Regions from separate parts of the Mus musculus genome. Here region 1 is linked to region 2. The links are chromatin loops, found by intact Hi-C in ENCODE. Cell type or tissue: left cerebral cortex. All regions are shown on one strand.

What was found. A loop is a pair of places that touch in the nucleus more often than their neighbours do. Peaks named below come from ENCODE experiments on the same cell type or tissue, not always from the same donor. Only the 100,000 strongest peaks of a DNase experiment are listed, where the experiment ranks them.
Region 1: a loop joins it to region 2, with 6 times the contacts of the local background. A loop is called at or near these places in 3 of 42 quality-filtered maps.

Annotation. Positions count from the first base shown.
Region 1 is chr9:40,553,273-40,558,272 of GRCm38, reverse strand. It overlaps Gm35177 (a long non-coding RNA gene), which reads right to left. Exons shown (of 3, transcript XR_001779340.2): 2 at 270-376. It overlaps Gm48277 (a long non-coding RNA gene), which reads left to right and starts at 487. Exons shown (of 2, transcript XR_003948096.1): 1 at 487-791; 2 at 2,604-3,182. In left cerebral cortex, no CTCF peak of the experiment used is centred here; DNase peaks (open chromatin) are centred at 260, 2,850 and 4,735; H3K27ac peaks cover 294 bases.
Region 2 is chr9:40,503,036-40,508,035 of GRCm38, reverse strand. It overlaps a transcript of Gramd1b not described here. Among named protein-coding and RNA genes, the nearest start is that of Gm35177, 42 kb to the left of the region's middle. In left cerebral cortex, no CTCF peak of the experiment used is centred here; DNase peaks (open chromatin) are centred at 1,235 and 2,272; H3K27ac peaks cover 1,747 bases.

The sequences.
Region 1 (5,000 bases), 50 kb before region 2:
TGTAGAGAGCAGGAAAAACAGAAATGGAAAATTTTTAATATAATTATCATATTTTGAAAAATTACCATATTCTTGGCAGCATGCTAATTTTCTTATACATATTATTCCCTCCAGTTCTCACAATTCTGAAATATAAAACCTTACCCTGATTTCACAGTAGAGAAATATTTATAGAAAGACTAAATTTCTTCTTGAACTCCACCCAATTTGTTTGTGACAGAATCGCGATGCCAACCTAGACATCCCACTTCCAAAGCCCAGACTCTCACCGTGCTGTGGAGGAAACAGTCTGAGGAAGAGAGCGAGCGGGGGCAGCAGCCAACTCCTTTGTAATTGTTACATTTGTCAGTGCATTTTCCACTCCTTGGGTGTTGTGCTAGGCAATATGAAAAACAACAACAACAAAATGAACACAAAGGGGCTTGACCTTGGGGAGATAATCTACTGGAAAAAAAACCAAACATATTTAAAAATCACCATAGCCGATTGCTTCCCAGGAGATATACAAGAGCCAGTGTGCCCTTTGAGATGTGGTTGTAACATCTCAGCAAGAGGTGGAGCTTGCCCTTCCCCTGGACTCTAGGTTTGTCTCATGACTTGTTTTGGTCAACAGATTGTAGTAGAAGTGGTATTACTCGACTTTTGGGTCTGACCCTTTAAGAGGTTTGCGGTCATTTGTTTCCTTTTGTGGCAGGGGCTCATGTAGCCAGGCTGCTCCTGTACTCCCTGTGAATTAAAGCTGAGAATTGCCTTGAGATCCATGTATTTTCTGCCTCCATCTTCCAAGTAAGGTATCGTCTCTTTATTATTTTTTTTCCTCGCTCTTAGAAGCCAGACACATCAACACAAACAGTCTGTTTGGGAGACTTAGCCAGACTCAAGCTAGTCTCACCATTTCAGATAGGGCATCAGATATAAACAGATAATTTTGGGTCCTCTTGCTCCAGACCATTTGCCCCTATCAACCCCACGAACACAGGAAACAAACTGTCCCTGCAGATGCCTGCCTCAATTGCAGATGCTTTAGCCTCTAAGAATGTATGTTTTTGTTTTAAATCTCCACACCTTGTGTCAGGTGTGATTACTAGGCCTTGTAAGTATATATATAGTCTTTCAAAAGACAAGAGTTGGGCACCTCGAAGGAGAGGATGGCTGAGGATGAGTGAGAGGAGTAGATATAGAAACCAGGGGTTGGGCCAAGCTTCAAAGACTCCCCTTCATTAACTATCCTGGAAGGAATTCCATTTGCTGGAAGCAAGACCCCACCCTCACACAGCGTGCAGAAGCCTCACTTGCTCTTATCTTGGTTTCTTTTCTTTCTTTCTTTCTTTCTTTCTTTCTTTCTTTCTTTCTTTCTTTCTTTCTTTCTTTCTTTCTTTCTTTCTTTCTTTCTTTCTTTCTCTCTCTCTCTCTCTCTCTCTCTCTCTCTCTCTCTTTCTTTCTTTCTTTCTTTCTTTTTTTCTTTCTTTCTATTTAGGTATTCTCTTCATTTACATTTCAAATGCTATCCCAAAAGTCCCCCTTACCCTCCTCCACCCAGTACCTACTTGCTACTCTGGTTCTCATTGTTTCCTTCACTTCTCTATGGGTCTGAGTACGCAGGGATAAGGAACATTGAGCCTTGAGTCATTCAGGCACTGAGTTTGTATTCCAGTGATGCCTGACTCATTTATTGACCTTGAACCTCAGGGACTGCTAAGCATGAGTATTTCCAGCTAGTAAACAAATGGCCGTTTCCTACAGGGCTGCTGATGCTCATTCGCTCCACATAGAAATTACACCTTGTTGGGCTCAATAAATGCTAGGTCCCATGCTTTAGATCTTGCAACTAGAGGCGATGTTTTTTCCTCTTCTTTGTATCCCTAAATCTGAGTTAAATATTGACCATGAGCATCCAATAACTGAGTGTAGTTGGATTTTCCAAATCCACCTTTGCCTGTGGAGTTATTTGAAGGAGTAATTTCTGATGCCCCTACCTTTTTTTGTTCACTAAAACAAAAATATTTCCAGGGAAGGTGGATTCTGAGTTAGTTTTTGACAGCCAAAATATACAAGAAAGTCTAAGTTGTACAAAGTTCAGAATCAGGCAGAATTGCTCTGCTATGTAGACTGGCAGCAAAACGTAAGCAGTGATTTTGTACAGAAGGTTATAAATGCTTAATCAAGAGTCTCAGGCTCGTGATCCTATTGCCTGCTCTAGGAAGCTGCTGATATTTCACATGGAAGAATGAAATCATAAACTCTGAACTTTTATGATTTTTACTGGTGATAGTGGAAGTGTCTAAAGAAGGGGAAAGATTTGAGGTAGAAGAAAGAATATGAGACATTTGTCATAATTTTGGTAGGAGAGGGGAAAAGCTGGGTGAGGACAGGTTACTCAGACTACAAAGAAACCAAATGTGGGAGACACAGTAGAGTAGAAGAGGCAGGACTTCCTGATGCTGGGAATGACATGGAGAAAAGACCCAAAGATAACATCTTGGGCTGAGAAGATGTGCCACGGATTGGAGCATAAGGGTAAGATTTGGAGTCTTTAGGATAAGGGGCCTTTTTGTTTGTCATTGAGTTCACCTTTTAAATTCTACCTTTTTTGCGTTCTGCAGTTTCCCGAGTGCAGAAGAAAGATGATTACAATGGTAACTGGTTCTGCAGAATGTCCCCCCACAGGATCTGAATCCAGAGAAACCACAGCATTGAGGGTGTTGAACAGTCACTGCAAAACGAGCTCCCTCTCCTCAAAGCATCAGGAGAAGAGAGAACCCAAAAACGGCCTCCAAGCTTAATTGGGGGCGGCTGCTTTCAGGGGGTGATGAGGGATTGCTGTGCTGCTGACTTCCCAAAGTGACTCAGAGCTCTCTGCATAATCAAATTCCCCTGAGGACTTGGACACGTTCTTCGCTGACAACCCACTTCTTCCTCCACCTCCTCTCTCTCCTTCCACAAATCTAGATCAGGCCCAGGGATCTAGGGCACTCTTTGATTTTTAAGAATGACATCTTCACTTCTTTCTTTACATTTCTGTTCTGCTTCCATCACCTGTCTAATCCCACCCTAGGCCACTCGATCAACCAACCAACTTCTCATAAGCATTTCCATTATTCATCCAACAACTATTTTTAAAGTGTCTTCTATGTGCCAGATACACTGGCGGTGTGCAAGTAAATAAAGTGATTTTTCAATGATGACATGTGTTTTCCTAGGAGCTGACTACTCAAGTTCACATATATTATAAAGAATAACACAGGACAAATGATAAATATTTTTGTGGTTAGGAAATAAAATGATGCTCTATCAGCTTCTGAGGACTAAAAATGTCCAGGAAAATGGATATTTCAGGCTCCATTATCATAGAAGGCAAAGAAGTCAAACCATACTGTAGGGGGTGGGGTGGGGGGTGGGGAAAGCATCTTCAATAAATGCTGCTGGTTGTCTGCATGTAGAAGAATGCATATTGATCCATACTTACAACCTTGCACAAAGCCCAAGTTCAGGTGAATCAAGAACGGCAACATAAAACACTGAATACAATAGATACACTTAATATAACAGAAGAGAAAGTGGGAAACAACCTCGAACACATCAGCACAGGGGAAATTTTCTTGAACAGAACACCAATGACTCAGGCTCTCAGATCAACAATTGACAAATGAAACCTCGTGTAACTGAAAAGCTTCTGTACGGAAAAGGACACTGTCAATAGGACAAAATGGCAATCCACAGATTGTGGAAAGATCTTTACCTACCCTACATTCAACAGAGGGCTAATATCTAAAAAATATAAAGAACTCAAGAAGTTAGACTCCAAAAATCCCAAATAACCCAATTAAAAATCGGGGTACAGAGTTAACCAGAGAATTCTCAGCAGAGGAATCTCCAATGGCCAAGAAGCACGTAAAGAAACGTTCACTATCCTTAGTCATTAAGGAAATGCAAGTCAAAACCACCCTGAGATTCCACCCACACCAACCAGAATGGCTAAGATCAAGCACAGCACATGCTGGTGAGGAGGTGGAGAAAGGAGAGCACTCCTCGGTGCTTGTGACTTACACAGAGCTGATGGTGAATGGACATGGCGTGTCTGAGAAATACAGCTAAAACCAGGCAATTCAAGAGATGGGTGTGTGTTTGAGTGGAACACAGAATGAAGTTGAATGAGTTTATTAGGAAAAGATGAGGAAAAGTCTTTATAAGCAAATCAGACTAACTTAGATGTGAGTCTGTAAGGAGGAGGAAGATAGTGAGACCATGTGTTGGGAAGGACCCCGAGAGCATATACTGTGGTGGACCCTGTTGAGAACAGTACAGAGTTGGATCTCAAATGTGGGGCACCATTGTTCCCTTCTTCTTAACCCTTCTCAGAGTATCTCTGGAGCATGGTTTGCCCTCTGTGATGGACTTTGGGAAGACAAAAATCTAGTGTGTTCAGCAGAGCAGCTGAGGCAATAAGGAGTTACATCAAACTCATGGGTAGAAGATGAGAGACTTGAGGACTGATGGGCAAAACCTAATAGCTGAAGTATTTAGGAGGCCCAAGTTGGTAGAGCTGGTGCCAACCATTTCAGGAGAACCATTTGACTTCCTTATGAGTCAGAATCATCTTTAGGATACAGTGAACTGTCTATTTTCTAGCATAAGTCTTGTGAAAATGACACACATACTAGCTGGGCCACTGGAGTCACTACAGTTTGAAACATTTCAAATGTGAATTTCTCGATTCTATGTTCCCAAGCCACTGAGAGGGGGAGAACCATACCGGGTGTTTATGTTCACTGTTTCACAATACAAGCCTTGACCTGGGACCCACAGTGTTTATCTGAGACGTAATTTATATCTGGAAGACAACCTCTGCTTCTCTGTCATCGTGTGCCACCAAAATGCAAGGTACTGGCTCAGTTCACAGGGTGGATGAGATGAGCAGACATCATAATGAAAGGGAGAATCCAGTTAGCAAAGTGTGTTTTGTTCATTTTGTTCTGTTTTTGGACAGAGAGCACATTTTT
Region 2 (5,000 bases):
ATGTTGATTTTGGGCCTGTGGTGAGTTAGAACACCATGGTGGGAGTGAGCAGAAGGGGGAAGCTGTTTGCTTCATGACTGGGAGGTCAAAAGGAGGAAGGAGAAGCAGGAAGGGTCCCACTCCTCTTCAAGGGCATTCTACCAAGGATTAGAAGACTTCCTACTAGGCTGTGCCTCTGGAAGTCTTCATCAACTCCCAAAAGAACCCAGATAAAGAATAATCCTTTAACCCATGGCCCTTTGTGGGGAAAGTCCAGATGCAAACTGTAGCAGTGTGTTACCATACTTCAGGGCCAGGACTAGGAAGACCCAGGGAGGTGCTTATCCAAGATGAAAACTGTAAAGAGATGCCCCTCACACTGCTAAAATGTGTGTATATGTGTGCATATGTAATATTGATGTACATGGGTGCAGTTGTGTCTAACAGTGCAGAAGCCGTGATGTGCTCATCAGAACACGCTATAGAGGCAGTGTCACAGTGCTGCAGATCTGTATTGTCTACAGCTCTCCTGAACTGTATTTCACAAGCCACACAAAATTTGCTCATTTTGAAGTGTACAACCCAGTGATTTTTATTTTTTAGCATACTCACAGAGTTGTACAATTGTCATTACAACAATCTCCAGTCTATCTCACACCCCCAAATAAGTCCTGTGTGTGTTAATAGTTTCTCCTCATTCCTCCATCTTGCCAACCTTGGACAGTCATCAGTCTGCATCATGTCTGATGGATTTGCTTTGTCCCCACTATCTCTTATGAATGAAATCATAGAGCAGTGTTTTAAAGGGTCACCTATATTCAAGCATCTGAATGAACAATGTATTCTTCTCAAGACTGAATGATAGCCCCTGTGTATATGGACCACATTTGAGTTATCAGTTGATGGACAGTTAGGCTCTTTAATGCTAGCATGAATAAAAGGGTTTTTTTTTTTCATGTGTGTGGCTATAAGCACCCAATTCTCTTGGTAAGTAACTGGGTATGGAATTTCTGGTCATATGATGACAGTCTTACATTTTTGTGTGTGCGTATGAGGCAGGGGAGGCTGTTAGACTGTCTTTCAAAGTAACAATCCTATTTATATATGGAGAGTCCAGATTCTCTCCATCCTCATCAACACTGTTTTTATATTAGTTGCTTTCCTCTTTGCTTAAAAAGCAACTTAAGGAAAGAAAGGTTTATTCTGGTTAATGCTTTAAAAAGGGATAGCGTCTATGGTGGTGGGAAGGCAGCAGGAGCCTAAGGCAGCTGGCCACATTGCTTCCTCTGCCAGGAAGCCGAGAGGACTGGAGGCTAGTGCTGAGCCAGCCTTCTCCTTTTCTCTTTTTATCCTGCCTGTGGTCCCAGTCTAGGGTGTCAGGATGAGTCTTCCTTCCTCAGATAAAGCTCTTTAGACGCACCCTTGCAGAAATGCCCAGAGATATGACTCCAAAGTAACTAAATCTGATCAAATGGACAATGAAGATTAACCACCACAGCTGTCACCTGCTTTTTGTATTATAATCATCCTAGAGGGTGTATGGTGCATCTCACTGTGGTTTTGATTTCTATTTCCCAATGGCTACTGATGTTCACTATCTTTCTATGTGCTTATTGGCCACCCCCTTCTTTAGAGAAATTCAGACCTTCTGTTTCACTGTTTTTTTGTCTATTTATTGGGCAGTTCTAAGGGTTATTCTTTTTGTTGTCATTATTTTATTTTATTTTACTTTACTTTATTTTATTTTATCAGTTGACTGTGCTTGGCTTAACATGATACAGAATTCCAGTTGGGATCCAACCACCAGCTCAGTTCTTTGCTTACTCTTTGTGCTTCTTTCCCTGTTCTTTTGATGAGGTCGCTCTTGGTAGTCTCTTGCCCTCCTAGCAGCTTATGCGTGTGGCTGCTTTCTGGTGCCTCTCACCTCCCTCCCTACCTCACCTCCCTCCTGGCTCAGTGCCTAAAGTTCAGTGTGGTTTCTATGCGGTCTTTTAAGGTGTCACAGCAACGATGGGCTCTTGTTCTCTTTATGTGAACCCCGTCTATCTTGCCTGCCTTCCTCCAGGCAAATTCACACATACTTAACGATGCTTCTTATTTTTTTAAAAAACATTTTTTTCCTCTTCCTATAGATAGAACTTCTGAGGTTTCCATGGGAACCCCTGGTCCAAGAGGTAGGGGATTCTTGAGTAGAGGTGAGACGAGCAAGTGTTGCTCATTCTGTGGGACTCTAAGAGTGTCTCGTTCACTCTTCTTCCCACTCTCTCTTCTGCCCTTTCCAGGGTGGTTTTTTAGATCAGCTTCTGGAGTCCCCGAGTCTCTTAGAACTGAACAGATGGTGATGACAATGGCCCCAAGAGCCAAAGCTTTACAAGGATGCTGCTGTTGCTGAGTAGATGCCTGGCAGCCTCATGAAACCTCAAATCTGGTGTGTTTCATAGGAAAAGGCCCAGCCATGTTTTTCCTTTTGTTATGAGGCATGCTCTGGTTAGAAGAGTCGCACCTCAAGCACCTCCACAGCCTTCATTTTCCTGGACTGAGATGGGAAGGCCTGGAAGTCATCCCAGGTGCACTTTGCCTATCGGTGGAACTGAATCTAAGCCAATGCTTTAGTGAATCCAGGTGCTTTTCTCCGGTGTTGGGCTATTGTGCAAGACTAGTCTCGAAACCTTAACAGACATGCAGACCTCTGGAGATAAACCCAAATCCATCAGACCTTGAACTGTGACCAGAATGGAATCCCCGTATAAGTTACTTTTCTCATTGCTGTGACCAAATACCTGGCAAGAGGCAACATAAAGAAGGAGGAAAAGAAGGAAGGGGGAAAGGAAAGATAGGAGGAAGGGAGGGAAGGAGGTTGGGGAGAGAGAGAAGGGAAGAAGGAAGGCGGGCAAGAAGGAAGAGCTTACTAGGGCTGGCAGTTTGAGAGGCACAGCTTATCACTGTTGGGGAGAGCATGGTGCCAAGGGCACGAGGCAGCTGCCCACACTGTGTCCACAGCAAGGAATCAAAAGGAGATGAAGGTCGGTGCTCAGGTCACTTCCTCTCTTTTGTTCAGCTTAGGACCTCAGCCCTGGTAAGGTACCTCTCACGTGCTTCCTTCTTCAGGTAAACATCTCTGTAAACACTCATGGGCGCAACTGGGGTTCAAGTCCAGTTGAGATGAGAGTGAGGGCTACCAATCAAAATCTCCCCCCCCCCCCGTTTTGGAAATGTGTTATGTGTTGAGTGAAGTCCTTTTGGGAAAATTATGTTAGCATCCACAGACCTTCAAAACCCAGAGTAAATCTGGAGATGGGTTTGTGAGTGGGGCTTGGTATGGAGGGTCCCCTCAACAGAGAAAAGGAATGCAGAGTCCATATAAGTTTTCCAACCAAGCCAGACACCCAGAACTAAATGTTGACTAGATCTAACGTCCAAGGGGCAGTGTGGGCACTGCTGACTCTGGAGTAGATTTGATCTGGCTCTAACTAGAAAATCACATTCCTGAGATTTCAGGCCATTCTTTGTAATGCTCTGGACCAACTCAAGGAGAGTGGGGCAAAACTGAGATTCACGAGTGCCAGTTCTTTGTATGGTTGGCAGGCTTCATGCATGCATAAAAAAAATGCTGGTGCCTTAGGGCTGGAACATCATTTGTAGTTTAGAGGCTAACGTGGGTTGAACGGGTCCCATGCGGCTGAGATGTCTCAGCAAAGACACTAAGAGATGAGATATACATGGAGCGCAACCTGTGCAGACATACCAAAAGAGCCATATCTTGGGACTATGATACTCTCTCTCTCTGTCTCTGTCTCGTGTGTGTGTGTGTGTGTGTGTGTGTGTGTGTTCAAACAAACAATAAGTAAAAGCTAGTAGAAAAAAACAAAGAACCTGCTACATTTTTGTGCATTTATTTGTATTAAGAATGAAGTGAATGAGGATCAGATAAAAGGAAAAAATAAAGATCAATGGTGGTGATGCACGCCTTTAATCCCAGCACTCCCAGAAGCAGAGGCAGAACTCTGTGAGTTCTAGGCCAGCCTGGGCTACAAAGTGAGTTCCAGGACAGCCAGGGCTACACAGAGAAACCCTGTCTTGAAAAACAAACAAACAAACAAACAAACAAACAAACAAACGGGGTGGGAGGGAAAAATATAGTAGCCATGGGTCTGAAGACACAGGCTGGGACTGGAGGCTTTTAAGAGAATAAAGATTGGTACCAGCTCCTGTTGTCCTATGCCCACATGGTGGGAAGTACTGTCCTAGGGCAGAGGAGACTTCTGCCCATTGTTCTGAGCTGCTAGGTCAGAACATGAGGAAAAACTACATGTGGAAACTAAACCTTAGGTGTTTTCACCTTCCAAACATAAATGGATGGCTTTGATGGAAAGACAAAATGTGTGGGGAACTGGAAAGGAGAGGAGCAGGCAGTAGCTCAGAGGGTGCTCCTTCCCTCCACGGTCCTTTTGAAAGGCAAATTAATATTTTAAATTAGGTTCCTATCTCAGTGTTTGATTCATAGCAGAAGGATTGGCTCGCTTCCCTTTCAAGGCCAGAACTGGGGAGAGCTTTGAACTGGAACCTAATTGTAACTTCAGATCTGATACTTCTCTATCTAGTTCTGGACCTAGGTTAGCTAAACTCAGGATTTGTTTCTTCAAGGCATTTGAGAAAAGCTGAAAACACTAAGTTTCACGATTAGGCACGGTTGGTTCATAATTTATCTGGGTTATGAGCTTTAAGCTGTCATCGGATTCCAGGGTTCAGCTTTGAACTCTTTCATATCAGTGTTTGTATTCTGAAGACCTTGCAGCTGGCTATCTGTGTGTCCGATGTGTGGATGAAGGTCGAGAATGTGATATATATTATGAAAAAGCACCTGGGAACATGTGAGCCGGTGGCTTGTCGGGACAGAGATGGCCCACCTAGGGTAACAGAGGAGAGTCTCTAGGATTCTTTTCAAAGGTGTAGCTGAAGCAAAGAGATGATCAGGGATACAGGAAGCACTCACACTGGGAACAGTGCCGGTGGCCACTGTA